Linked DNA regions of Homo sapiens: regions 2, 3 and 4 are each linked to region 1. Evidence: chromatin contacts called from ENCODE Hi-C or POLR2A ChIA-PET data. All regions are on one chromosome and are shown on one strand. Each heading gives the region's core, a stretch centred on a gene start or an enhancer-like site at or near the end of the contact. The rest is flanking DNA. Distances are from core to core; before and after follow the strand shown.

Region 1 (3,336 bases), core at 273-2,772:
TTTTCTTTGTAGTAAGGTTTTCAACTACAGATTCAGTTTCTTTTTTTTCTTTTTTTTGAGACGGAGACTTGCTTTGTCGCCCAGGCTGCAGTGCAGTGGCACCATCTCGGCTCACTGCGACCTCCGCCTCCCGGGTTCAAGCGATTTTCCTGCCTCAGCCCCCAAGTAGCTGGGATTACAGGCGCGAGCCACCATGTCCCTCTAATTTTTGTATTTTAGTAGGGGCGGGGTTTCACCATGCTGGCCAGGCTGGTCTCGAACTCCTGACCTTGTGATCCGCCCGCCTCAGCCTCCCAAAGTGCTGGGATTACAGGCGTGAGCCACCGCACCCGGCCAGATTCAGTTTTTTTTAGATGTTGAGCTGTTCAAAGGATTCCTTCTTCAATGAGCTTTGGTGGTTACTTTCAAGGAATTTATGAGCTTCATCTAAGTTGTTTAATTTATTGGCATACCATTTTTAAAAATTATTTGAATATCTGTAGAATCTTTAGCATTGCCACTTCCTTCCTGACAGTGTTAATTGTATCTTTTTTTTTTAAAACTAATCGGCTTAGCTAGAGATTTATCAATTTCATTTTTCTTCTCAAAAAAGCTATTTGGTCAACAGAGACAAGATGGCCAAATAGACGCAGACAGGAAGCACCACTCCCGCTGACAGAAAGGGAGACCGGGAACCCTTTCAGGTTCTGGAACACCAGTGCCAGTTCCTGGCCCTGAACAACCCTTGGCAAGGCAGCCCACTCTTGCTGTGGACCTCTAGGATTCCAGCCACAAGAGATCCTACACTCCCCATAAACATTCGAACTGGCATGGGGATATGCCCTACAAGCAGGCAGAGGCAGAACTCCAGCCTGCATAGAGCCCGGTTTTTGTTGTTGTTGTTGTTTGTTTGTTTGTTTTGCGTTGGGGGCAGTTCCAGTGGAACATGGCCATGCGCACCCATCCCCCAAGGCTCTCCGTCCTCTTCCGAATAACTCTAACCCCACTGACTGCCGCGCAAAGAGAACAGCAGGGTCGACTTTCCCTTCGGAGTGGGGCACTTCTGTTCCGCAGGACCTCCTGCCCTCCAGCCCCTCTCAAGTCCTCTGCCTGGCCGCTCTAGGAGCCTGTCAACGGTGCAGACTCCACTGCCCATCCTGGGTGCTTTGCAGGCCGACATGCCTGACTGAGTTCTTTCCCAGCCGCTTGGGAGCAGTTCCGAGGCCCCGTCGCAGCCCGTGCCGGAACCTGGGGTGCAGGATGGCGGATGTGCTGGCTGGGGCCAAAGCCCTGGGCTGCGGCGTGCAGCGCCGCAGTGCGGGACCCAGATTCATGGCCTGCGCTCCAGCGGGCAAGGAGTCCCGAGTCTCAGAAAACCGAGGGAGTGATATGCCCAGATTAGGGGCAGGCGCGGAAGGTCTGCCAGCCATGGGTGTCCGCCTGAGGGAGCTGCCCAGCCCGGACAGCCTAGCAAAGGAAATGCGGGAATGACGATAGTGACTGGAGAGGACTCTCCGAAGGCTTGAGAGCGGAGCTGGTGGGGTCAGCTCCCCGCGCTGGGCCACACCACAGGACGTTGTTGCGAGCTCGCTGAAACGTAAAAACCCGCAGCGCTGGCCGTTACTCTTATGCGCCATCTGCTGGATGATAGCCCAAATTACACCAAAAATATTCTGCCAATATATTAAATATTGGTCTGTGAAACTCAGGGCAAGAATCCAGCCACAAAGATCTTGTACAGAGCCTTGGCCCTCTGACAGCACTCATAAATGAAGCAAATGACTATATTCAACTTACACCACAGTTAAAGGAATACCAGCCCTCTCAGAAGAGAAAGAATTTTGCCAATTAAAAAGTAAGAGTGTCCCCTTACCTCCAAATGAGCACACTAGCTCCCCAGCAATGGCTCTTAACCAGAATGAAATGACAGACACAGAAATGAGAACCTAGATGGAAAGAAAGCTCACTGAGACTCAGGAGGCTGTTGAAACGCAATCCAAGGAATCCAGTAAAATGATCCAAGAGCTGAAAGATAAAAGACTTTTATTTATTTATTTATTTATTTATTTTTGAGATGGAGTCTTGCTCTGTCACCCAGGCTGGAGTACAGTGGCACGATCTCAGCTCACTGCGACCTACACCTACCAGGTTAAAGCGATTCTCCTGCTTCAGCCTCCCAAGTAGCTAGGATTACAGGCGAACACAACCAGGCCTGGCTAATTGTTTGTATTTTTTGGTAGAGACAGGGTTTCGCCATGTTGGCCAGGCTGGTCTTGAACTCCTGACCTCAAGCGATCCACCTGCCTTGGCCTTCCAAAGTGCTGTGATTACAGGCGTGAACCACCACACCCAGCCTGAAAAAAATAATTTTAAGAACGAACCATACTGAACTTCTGGAATTGACACATTTACTACAAGAATTTCATAATACATTTGGAAGCATTAATAGCAGAATAGACCAAGCTGTGAAGAAATTCAAAGACTGGTTCTTTGAATCAACTCAGTCAGACAAAAATAAAGAAGAAATAATTTTAAAAAAATGGACAAAAGCCCTGAGAAATATGGAATTATATAGAGAGACCAAACCTATAACTCATTGGTATTCCTGAGAGAGGAGAGAGAGTAAGCTATTTGGAAAATATATTTGAGGATACGATCCATGACAATCTCTCCACTCCCACTAGAGATGTTAACATACAAATTTAAGAAATATAAGGCCTGGCGTGTTGTCTCATGCCTGAATCCCAGCATTTGGGAGGCCAAGGTGGGTAGATCACTTGAGGTCAGGAGCTCAAGACCAGCCTGGCCAACATGGCAAACCCGTCTGTACTAAAAATACAAAAATTAGCTGGACATGGTGGTGCATGCCTGTAATCCCAGCTACTTGGGAGGCTGAGGCAGGAGAATCGCTTGAACCTGGGAGGCAGAGGTTGCAGTGAGCCAAGATCGTGCCATTGCCCTCCAGCCTGGGCAACAAGAGTGAAACTCCATCTCAAAAAAAAAAAAAAAAGAAGTACAGATAACCCCCATGAGATACTAGACACAACAAGCATTCCCAAGGCACATAGTTATCAGATTCATCAAGGTTAATGCAAAAGAAAAAATGTAAAGGCATCTAGAGAGAAGGGTCAGGTCGTTTACAAAATGAGGACCATCAGGCTAGTAGCAGACCTCTAAGCAAAAGCCTTATGAGTCAGAAGAGATTGGGGCCTATTTTCAGTGTTCTTAAAGAGAAGGAATTCCAACCAAAAAATTTATGTCCTGATAAACTAAGCTTGACTGGTGAAGGGGAAATAAATTTCTCAGACAAGCAAATGCTTAAGGGAATTTGTTACCACTAGACTAGCCTTACAAGAC
Region 2 (3,236 bases), core at 122-2,621, 150 kb before region 1:
ATCGGGACTTCACCCAATACCAACATTTTTATGTGATGTATCTTATTCTTCAGGAAGATTATTCAAACATTTTCTTCTCTACCAGCTCTGTTGCAGTAAAGTGAATTTACCATTTATTTTAAATTGGCAGAGGTGCTTAAAGATCTGGAGGTAGAAGATATTAACAAGCACCACGTTGTGTTTTATGGACTTACATAACAGGCATTTATTTTTATTCTCTCAACAAAATCACAAGATAGATAGTATGGTTCTCATTACATAGATGAGAAAACATAAGGTCCAATAATAATGTTATTTTCTCAAGGTATCAAAGCAAGTAAGTATCCAAGTCAGAAATCACATGAAAGTGTGTCTAGCTCAAGAATCTTTCATTCAACGTAGTCTACCATTGTCACAATAATACTAGTTGAGAGTATGCCCTCTCCTCATCTCAGTGCAGGTTTTGCTCTGATAAATGTCTAGCTGCTCATTGGTTCGTAGAGATATTATAGGGAAAAGAAGACATAGGAACATTCTGGACTTGGTGTGATAACTGATAACAAATTGATGGGTAACAACTTTGAGGCCTGGCTTCATTTCACAGTATATTGAACATACATAAACAATCCTTTTTCCCCTAGAACATTCCATTTGTTCATACTCAAAATTACTTGCTTTTAGGCCTTTCACCTAAAACATTTCAACATTAGGAGATTCTGTGCTAACGTGAACACACTCTCAAAGAGTGATGTCATTAACAACAGTACAATGTGTCAAACTGTTCATTTGTGTAATTTTTGGATGTCACAACATAAATAGTCAATTAAAACCTTTTCAGCATTGTGTCATTAATATTTGGCATTTTCTATTGCTATACTAGAACACTGTTGCTCACAATTTAACCAGGCTAAAGTTCAGTTCTCACTCAGAATTTAAAGGTAGCCCTGTCAGAAACCACTCTTCAAACCTGTGGAAAAAACTTCATGAAATCATGTCTAAGTTATACAATGAAGAATCAGGAAAATATAATGAATGTGGAAAGTGCTAATGCATGAAAATCCTAAAAACATCCACTGTTAATCATGTCCTTTTCTCTTAAAGCATTACCCCAAAATCAGCCAATCCAAGAAATAGCTTTTCTGGTTATTTTTAATTTAGTGACTGAAATCACACATACCTGCCATGAGAAATTATGTTCCAAGAGCGAAGTAGAGAAGGCACGATGTGTACTTTTTCAGAAAGAACAGCGTTGAATTGTTGAAGCTGAGCTGGAGATTAAAGAATCTGAAAGTTGAGTATGAAGAAATTTAGCAAAAATAGAGAATGAAAAATTGTGTATTTAAATGATGTTCTTGAATCATCTATTGGTGAGACATGTATTATAGTGTGAATAAGAAGCAGTAGAATCACAAGCCTCTGAAGTGTTCCAGGAACCACAATACAGGAAATTCTCACAGTACTTTTGCAATATTAACACTTTGGCAAGGACTAAAGAAGGTGAGAGGAGGTCAGAGGGAGTTTTGTTGCTGTTTTGTTTTTTATTGTTTGAAAATCAAATTCATTTTAAAGGGTTATCTGGAAAATGAAGGAAATGATGGGCAAACCAAAGGTAAATTTACTTAGCATAACAAAATTACTTACAGAATTTTCCTCTTTTAATAATAAACATTTATTATTTACCTTGTACTTAACACAATTTAAAGCACTTGGCATATCTTAGCTCATTTATTTCTGTAAATGGCTTGATAGTAAAGATATATAAATATCTTCAATCTATCAAAGAGAAAACTGAGGCATACAGAGCTAAGTAATTTGCCCAAGGTCACATAAATTGGGATTTCCATGTCTCACTCTGTTCTTCTGATCTCTACCTAATTATCCTGGCCACGACAGGCAAAGTTCAAAAAAGTAGAACTGGATGGGTTTCCCACTTGGACGCCTCATTCACGTTAGCCTTAAAAGCTTTTTTCAACACCTCAATTTTCATTTTCTTAAAGTTCTTTAAGCACGACTTCAGCTTCTTTATTTTCCTTATTTTTACTAATACATTATTATATTGTTTAGTGTGTTATCTAATTCAGATACTATACTGATACTTCGATATACACTTTTTCATCTACAGAAGAGTAACCTTGTTAATAGGAATATCAAATGTGGAACAGGTCAAATTTCCAATGTGGAAGAGATTGGCTATAATAAGAATCTTGAAAGGAGAGATTTCGATCCATGATTTAGTATCTGGAAATACAATCTACCATGCACCCCCATACAAAAGCAGACACTCAAATAAACGTTTTGTGTATTATATTTTGTATATTGTTTATGTTCAAGCATTATAATATTACTATAGATAAACCCTTTTGTAAAAGATGGGCTTTCAACCAACAACAGAAAAAAATGAAAGAAAAGACTACTTTGACTTCTCAGTTTTTATGAAGTCAAAACTTTCCATCTTTTCAGTTTGCATTGTGTGCCTAGAGCTGCTTTCATTGCACCAACAAATTTGTTGAGCTATAAATCCTCACTGAAGAATATAAGCGTAAAATCTACTTCATCCAGACTGTATGCAAATCTTAGTTGAAGTGATTTATTTAAAAATCCTTTGCTTACTTGAAATCTATTCATTTTTAGTGTTAGAAAAAGCTGGTCTGGAAGAAACCTGTCTGATACTATTTTTCCCCCATGTAAAATTGCCTCAAAATATAGGAGATTAGGGGTTTGCTTTTAGTTTTTCTCTTGAGAGAGTACAAATTTATGACAGAATGTGCAATAGGGATTATTACTACACTTTCATTACTAACACAACCACCTTTATTTGGAAGTTAGAGGTTCTAAGTTTTTAGAACCCTGTTTGGTGAGAATACGTCCATCAGTCATTGTCCTTTTTTTCATCTTAGTTCACTGACTTAGAAATAAAAATCCAACAAATACAAGTTTACTTCAAGAACTCCAGGCTTAAATATTTAAGATACCTAAACACACACACACACACACACATACACACACACAGTAAACATATATGTATATACCTCTTTAACTCTTTCTGAGCTGCCAACTCTGATTGTTCTTTTTTTGTTTGTTTTTGTTTGTTTGTTTTTTGAGATGGAGTCTCTGTCACCCAGGCTGGAGTGCAGTGGCTCACTCGGCTCACTGCAAGCTCCGCCTCCCGTGTTCACGCCATTCTCCTGCCTCGGCCTACCGAGTAGCTGGGGCTACAGGCTCCCGCCACCACGCCCAGCTAATTTTTTGTATTTTTT
Region 3 (2,963 bases), core at 155-2,654, 180 kb before region 1:
AGAGAGAAATCAGAAAGGCCTCTGTTAAGTATGACTAATAGGAAGGGGCCAAGCTGGCCGGGCGTGGTGGCTCATGCTTGTAATTCCAGCACTTTGGGAAGCCAAGGCGGGTGGATCACTTGAGATCAAGAGCCTGGCCAACATGATAAAACCCCATCTCTAATAAAAATACAAAAATTAGGTGGCCATGATGGCACTTGCCTGTAATCCCACCTACTCAGGAGGCTGAGGCTTGAGAATCTCTTGAACCCGAGGTCGGAGGTTGCAGTGAGCTGAGATCGTGCCACTGCACTCCAGCCTGGGTAGCAGAGCAAGCAAGCAAGCAGCCTGGGTGTCAAAAAAAAAAAAAAAAGAAGGAAGGGGCCAAACCATGAAAAAAAAAAGCTGCTCTGCCTTGGGCCACCACTAACCTCTACTCAAGCCAGCATCTTCTGCTATCAGTGCCCTGAAGTGATGTGAGAGCTGAAGGGGCAACAGGAACCTCCAAAGAAGCACAGCTCAGGCTCTAGTTGAGTGAGAAAAACGTGCTCCTTCTTAGGGGAAGGCAGCTTCTGATGTGGACTTCCTTTTGACAGCAGACACCACCATCCTATTTGAGACCATCTGGATCACCACTCCCCATACAACTGTTCATAAGACCGCAAAAAGGCAAATGGATCTCTGGACATCTGATAGGGTGGTGATGTGAAATGGATCACCCTCACCTTTACCTATACTTTGGTGTGGTCAAATATAGAATGAGAACTCTGGTTCTATCACAGAAAACCTCTGGAGCAAATGAAATCTCAAGAGAGAAGGATGGGGAGATGGGACAGGTGGGACAGATTTTGATGATAAGTTCTTTAGTATTTAGGGATATATTTTAATGTTAAGCATTATAAGTACCTCATTTTTATAAGGAGTGTATTTTAAAATTTAAAGTATATTGCTCTGGAAACAGTTAAGCCAAAACTTTGCATATATGCGAGAAATATAGTGCATAAACATGCTAAGTCAGTGTTCAAACATTTTGGCTGATATTTTCTAATTTGCATCTTTCATCATATAACTTGTGTCAGGCCTCTGAGCCTAAGCCAAGCCATCGCATCCCCTGTGACTTGCACATATACGCCCAGATGGCCTGAAGCAACTGAAGAATCACAAAAGAAGTGAATATGCCCTGCCCCACCTTAACTGATGACATTCCACCACAAAAGAAGTGTAAATGGCCGGTCCTTGCCTTAACTGATGACATTACCTTGTGAAAGTCCTTTTCCTGGCTCATCTTGGCTCAAAAATCACCCCCACTGAGCACCTTGCGACCCCCCCACTCCTGCCCGCCAGAGAACAAACCCCCTTTGACTGCAATTTTCCTTTACCTACCCAAATCCTATAAAACGGCCCCACCCTTATCTCCCTTTCCTGACTCTTTTCGGACTCAGCCCGCCTGCACCCAGGTGAAATAAACAGCCATGTTGCTCACACAAAGCCTGTTTGGTGGTCTCTTCATACAGACGCGCATGAAATTTGGTGCCGTGACTCGGATCGGGGGACCTCCCTTGGGAGATCAATCCCCTGTACTCCTGTTCTTTGCTCCGTGAGAAAGATCCACCTATGACCTCAGGTCCTCAGACCGACCAGCCCAAGGAACATCTCACCAATTTTAAATCAGGTAAGTGTCCTCTTCTTACTCTCTTCTCCAACCTCTCTCACTGTCCCTCAACCACTTTCTCCTTTCCACTCTTCAATCTCTCCCTTTTCTTAATTTCTATTCCTTTCATTTTCTGGGAAAGACAAAGGAGACACATTTTATCCATGGACCCAAAACTCCTGCGCCGGTCACGGACTGGGAAGGCAGCCTTCCCTTGGTGTTTAATCATTGCAGGGACACCTCTCTGATTATACACTCACGTTTCAAGGGTGTCAGACCACACAGGGACACCTGCCTTGGTCCTTCACCCTTAGCAGCAAGTCCCGCTTTTCTGGGGAAGGGGCAAGTACCCCAACCCCTTCTCTCCTTGTCTCTACCCCTTCTCTGCTTTTCTGGGACAGGGGCAAGTACCCCTCAACCCCTTCTCCTTCACCCTTAGCGGCAAGTCCCGCTTTTCTATGGGGTAAGAACCCCCAATCCCTTATTTCCGTGCCCCAACCTCTTATATCTCTGCACCCCAATCCCTTATTTCCGCACCCCAACCTCTTATCTCTGTGCCCCAACCCCTTTTCCCACTTTTCTGGAAGGTAAGAACCCCCGAACCCCTTCCCTCCATTTCTCTACTCTCTCTTTTCTCTAGGCTTGCTTCCTTCACTATGGGCAACCTTCCACCCTCCATTCCTCCTTCTACTCCCTTGGCCTGTGTTCTCAAAAACTTAAAACCTCTTCAACTCACACCTGACCTAAAACCTAAATGCCTTATTTTCTTCTGCAATGCCGCTTGACCCCAATACAAACTCGACAGTAGTTCCAAATAGCCAGAAAATGGCACTTTGAATTTTTCCATCCTGCAAAATCTAAATAATTCTTGTCGTAAAATAGGCAAACGGTCTGAGATGCCTGACATCCAGGCATTCTTTTACACATCAGTCCCTCCCTAGTCTCTGTGCCCAGTGCAACTCGTCCCAAATCTTCCTTCTTTCCCTCCCGCCTGTCCCGTCAGTACCAACCCCAAGCGTCGCTGAGTCTTTCTAATCTTCCTTTTCTACAGACCCATCTGACCTCTCCCCTCCTCCCCAGGCTGCTCCTCGCCAGGCTGAGCTAGGTCCCAATTCTTCCTCAGCCTCTGCTCCTCCACCCTATAATCCTTTTATCACCTCCCCTCCTCACACCTGGTCCGGCTTACAGTTTCTTTCCTTGACTAGCCCTCCCCCACCTGCCCAGCAATTTACTCTTAAAAAGGTTCCTGGAGCTAAAGACATAATCAAGGTTAACGCTCCTTTTTCTTTCTCCCAAATCAGAAGTGTTTAGGCTCTTTTTCATCAAATATAAA
Region 4 (3,226 bases), core at 83-2,582, 210 kb before region 1:
CTTTTGGATCGGTGGTGCTAGAAGCCTCTGTGACTTTCCCTTTAACTCCGTAGCTGCCAGCACAGTTGGTTTATCTCGGCGTGAGCTGCGAGCATTCTACAATAAACTGCTAGGCAGGGCTGCGTACATTTAGCCATGAGTCAATATAAAGACTAGGTCTGAATGCCCTGGCTGTCCTCCGACCCTAGTCACCACCTTAAAACACACGGCCAATTTCTCTACAGTGCCTTCGGCCAGCCATCTGACACTAAAAGAGGGCTATTGTAATTCACAGTATGTCTTTAACTTTTGAACATCCAGTTTCATCCCACAATCACCTCTAAATCCTTTCTTTAAAATTTTTATCATGCACTCCAAAGGAGTTGGTTTTGACGCTTTCCCTCCCATTTCCTCCCTTGCGGCACACTCTCACTCTCACTCTCACTTTCACTCTCAGGTCCAGCAGACCCGGTCCTATTACAGGAGTTTCGGACACTGCTTAGCCAGGAAGGTGTCTTCCCCTGTCACAGCCTGCTACAGCTGCAAAGCTCGTCCTATCAGCTGTATGCAATGTCCTAGGTCTGATTTCCCCCCACACTCGCCTCAGAGCACACAGCCCGTGCTAAGGGATCTGTGCCTCCCCACGTCACTCCCTGCATTGGCCTCTCCCGAGACCATCGCTTTCACACACTTTCACACACCTTCCTTGCCCCAGGATTCCTCATTGGACGAAATGAGCCTCTCTCATGTCCCGGGTGAGTCTAGTTAGGCTCCCACTTTCACACACATACACCACTCCTACTGCAGGAGTCCTCATCGGATGGAATGAGCCTCTCTCATGACCTGGGTGAGCCTAGTTAGGCTCCCATATTCACACACATACACACACCACTCCCAGTTCCTGTCTCCAGATCCAGTGAACCACTTTCACTTTGTTAGTGGGGACATAAGCTTCATCCAAATTGGCAGGCCACTCCTGCTGCCCCCAGCCACTCTGGGTTGGATTAGTGGTCAGTCCCTGGGAGGTGATCAAGCTCCCCTTTGTCCCTATGGGACGGGCTTTCCTGCCTTGGGCCTATACTCCTTACCACAGTTCCTGAAGTGCTGGTATCGTCCTGCAGCCCCATCCTCGGTTCCATTGCGCTGCCAGGCAGGGTGCTGGGACGTGGGGAGAGCTGGTCTATATATCCGGGTGAAGCTCAGCTGTGGCACACCTTGGATGCCGGGTCTCTCCTGGCCCCGGGGACCTAGTATCGCAGGCAAAGGGGACAGTAAATCTGTCATCTCCAATCCTGATGAGCCCCCAGAAATGTATCGGGATATATAAGGAATCAGAGAGACCAAGGGATTGAGGAGGATATTTATTATTTAGGTGCACTGGTCCACTTGGATTAACATCCAAAGGACTGAGCCCCAAACAAAGAGTCAAGTTACCTTTTAAGCATTTCGTGGGTGGGGGAAGATTTGTGCAGGGGGAAGCGTATAACAGAAGCAAGAAACAAAGACAGTTATTCAATTGAGACATACATGACATCATTTCTTTTCAAGGAAAAACATGTTTTATGACTTGAGTTTATCTGTCTAGTGACCTTGCAGCTGCACAGCTAGAGAAATAGGGTCTTCATAATGCCTGGGAAAGGGAGAGATAAGGCTCACTAGCCACAGAAAACAGGCAGTTAATTTTTAAAGGACTCCGGCTCTTTCTCTTCCTCAGGGGGGAATTGGGTTTTCTTATATACAACTGAGTTTTTGCTTACACATTCTGTAATTTATTTTAATTCCTGTTCCATGCCAGCCACCTATGCTGCTGTTTTCCCCCTCCTTCCCCTTTCCCTAGGGAAGGGACTGGTGGCAGTGGGGCTATTCTTTCTTCCCCCAAGAAGAAAGGAAAGGGGGGTTCTGAATATTTTTCTTACTACTGGGAGTTTGTGTGAGGTTCAACGCCCCCCTCCCATGGGGATTCCTCACCTCTTTCTGAGGTTCAACCCGCCTCATGGGGATTTCTCACCTCTTTCTGAGGTTCAACACCCCTTCTATGGGGATTTCTCACCTATTTTTAACCTCCAAGACATCCCGACTAAGGAATAATCTACTGACCCTGCAGTTTCTCTCTCCTTGGTACGTCCTAACTAAGGAATGCTTTACCGTCCTGTGGCTTTTTTTTTTTTTTTTTTTTTAGTCCCGATCACCAAGGAAATACTTTATTGGCTCCCACAGCTTCTTCTTTCTTGGCCTGTGCACAAAGTTGTCGCCACAGTATGTGAGGATCCTTTAAGCTAGGTTGCTGGCCAGTTTCTTTTTTTTTTTTTTCTCTCTGTGTTGCTGAGAGTCTGGGTTTATTTGTCTCAATTTGTCATTCCTGAGGGCCCCTTCAATGAGGTAGGGGAGTGCACTCCCTCATGAGAGAGGACTGGAGACCACCCCTGGAGGAGAATGTATCCCCATACAGACTGCCACCAAATTGTTTGAAATGCTTGTTCCCCAGTGCCATAAAAAAATAGCACTTGAACATAGATTTATTTAGTGTGGCCATTTTTTTTTTTTACTTCCTGCAGAAAGGGTATACTCATCAGCAGTTTTGCCACGAGTGTACACCAAACAAAGGAGACAGCATCATTTATAACCTGCCGCATCCACCCTACTGCTGTATCCAGTTTCCATTGACTGGAACAGGACCTCACATTCTGTATTTGTCCCGACTGGCTAGCAATTTAGAACTTTTTAAAAGAGGCAAAGGTAGAGGAGAACAAAGGAAGGAGGAAGTAACTTGTGGAATGCTGAGAAAGGTAAAAACACTTTTAAATAAGGAAGAGGAACAGGCTATGACCTAATGCTTGCTTGGACCAGTATAAGCATGCCAGGGCAAATATTTAGGAGCACAGGTCTTTGAATAAATTTTGCTTCTAAGAGAAGTTACTATTTATTCCTAATTAGTTAGGGAGGAAAGTCTTTGAAGAGCAACCTCTACTTTACTTTTTACAGAATAAATGCAGGCAAAAAGAACATAAACTTTGCCATGGGCAGAATGTTATGGACAGAATGTTTCTGTTTCCCTGAAATTCATATTTGAAATCCTAACTCCCAATGGTATAGTATTAGGAGGTGCCTTTGGGAGGTAATTTAGGTGTGAAAGTTGATTATAAAAATTGAGTAATTCTTTTCATAACTAAATAAAACAGAGTGGAGAATCCAGTGGGAAAACATTCTGGGTACAAAGCATTGCTCCAAGAATGTAATTATCTGCAAG

Evidence for each region. Hi-C counts contacts between places; a loop is a spot of excess contacts on that map. ChIA-PET counts read pairs that join two places held with the same protein, here RNA polymerase II (POLR2A). Pooled maps may share reads with other maps.
Region 2: a loop to region 1 is called in a map of chondrocyte, with 2.0 times the contacts of the local background. The contact joins the promoter of KLRD1 here to the enhancer-like site in region 1. A Hi-C loop is called at or near these places in 1 of 168 maps with a recorded cell type or tissue (chondrocyte) and 7 of 50 pooled maps. POLR2A ChIA-PET finds 5 or more read pairs at or near these places in 1 of 52 experiments (PC-9).
Region 3: a loop to region 1 is called in a map of endothelial cell of umbilical vein, with 2.8 times the contacts of the local background. The contact joins the promoter of LINC02617 here to the enhancer-like site in region 1. A Hi-C loop is called at or near these places in 3 of 168 maps with a recorded cell type or tissue (OCI-LY7, PC-9 and endothelial cell of umbilical vein) and 13 of 50 pooled maps. POLR2A ChIA-PET finds 5 or more read pairs at or near these places in 1 of 52 experiments (Panc1).
Region 4: a map of ascending aorta shows a loop between it and region 1 (2.4-fold over the local background). The contact joins the promoter of KLRK1-AS1 here to the enhancer-like site in region 1. A Hi-C loop is called at or near these places in 4 of 168 maps with a recorded cell type or tissue (DLD1, ascending aorta, heart left ventricle and 1 more), 1 of 37 single-sample maps with no recorded cell type and 13 of 50 pooled maps. POLR2A ChIA-PET finds 5 or more read pairs at or near these places in 2 of 52 experiments (B cell and CD4-positive, alpha-beta T cell).

The regions. Positions count from the first base shown.
Region 1 is chr12:10,151,682-10,155,017 of GRCh38, reverse strand. No RefSeq gene overlaps it. Among named protein-coding and RNA genes, the nearest start is that of OLR1, 19 kb to the left of the region's middle. RefSeq lists enhancers at 1,085-1,274, 1,285-1,374, 1,229-1,732. Within about 2 kb of position 1,522, at least 31 of the 41 ENCODE cell types and tissues checked have a DNase peak (open chromatin) inside an H3K27ac peak, as active enhancers do; they include Panc1, ascending aorta, endothelial cell of umbilical vein and 1 more, where a contact is called at or near this core.
Region 2 is chr12:10,306,005-10,309,240 of GRCh38, reverse strand. KLRD1 (killer cell lectin like receptor D1) reads right to left here and starts at 1,371. Exons shown (of 6, transcript NM_002262.5): 1 at 1,157-1,371. The coding sequence starts at 1,163.
Region 3 is chr12:10,336,733-10,339,695 of GRCh38, reverse strand. LINC02617 (long intergenic non-protein coding RNA 2617) reads left to right here and starts at 1,404. Exons shown (of 3, transcript NR_159946.1): 1 at 1,404-1,651. RefSeq lists enhancers at 510-1,089, 1,090-1,668.
Region 4 is chr12:10,361,875-10,365,100 of GRCh38, reverse strand. It overlaps KLRK1-AS1 (KLRK1 antisense RNA 1), which reads right to left and starts at 1,332. Exons shown (of 4, transcript NR_120430.1): 1 at 1,068-1,332. RefSeq lists enhancers at 282-351, 812-861.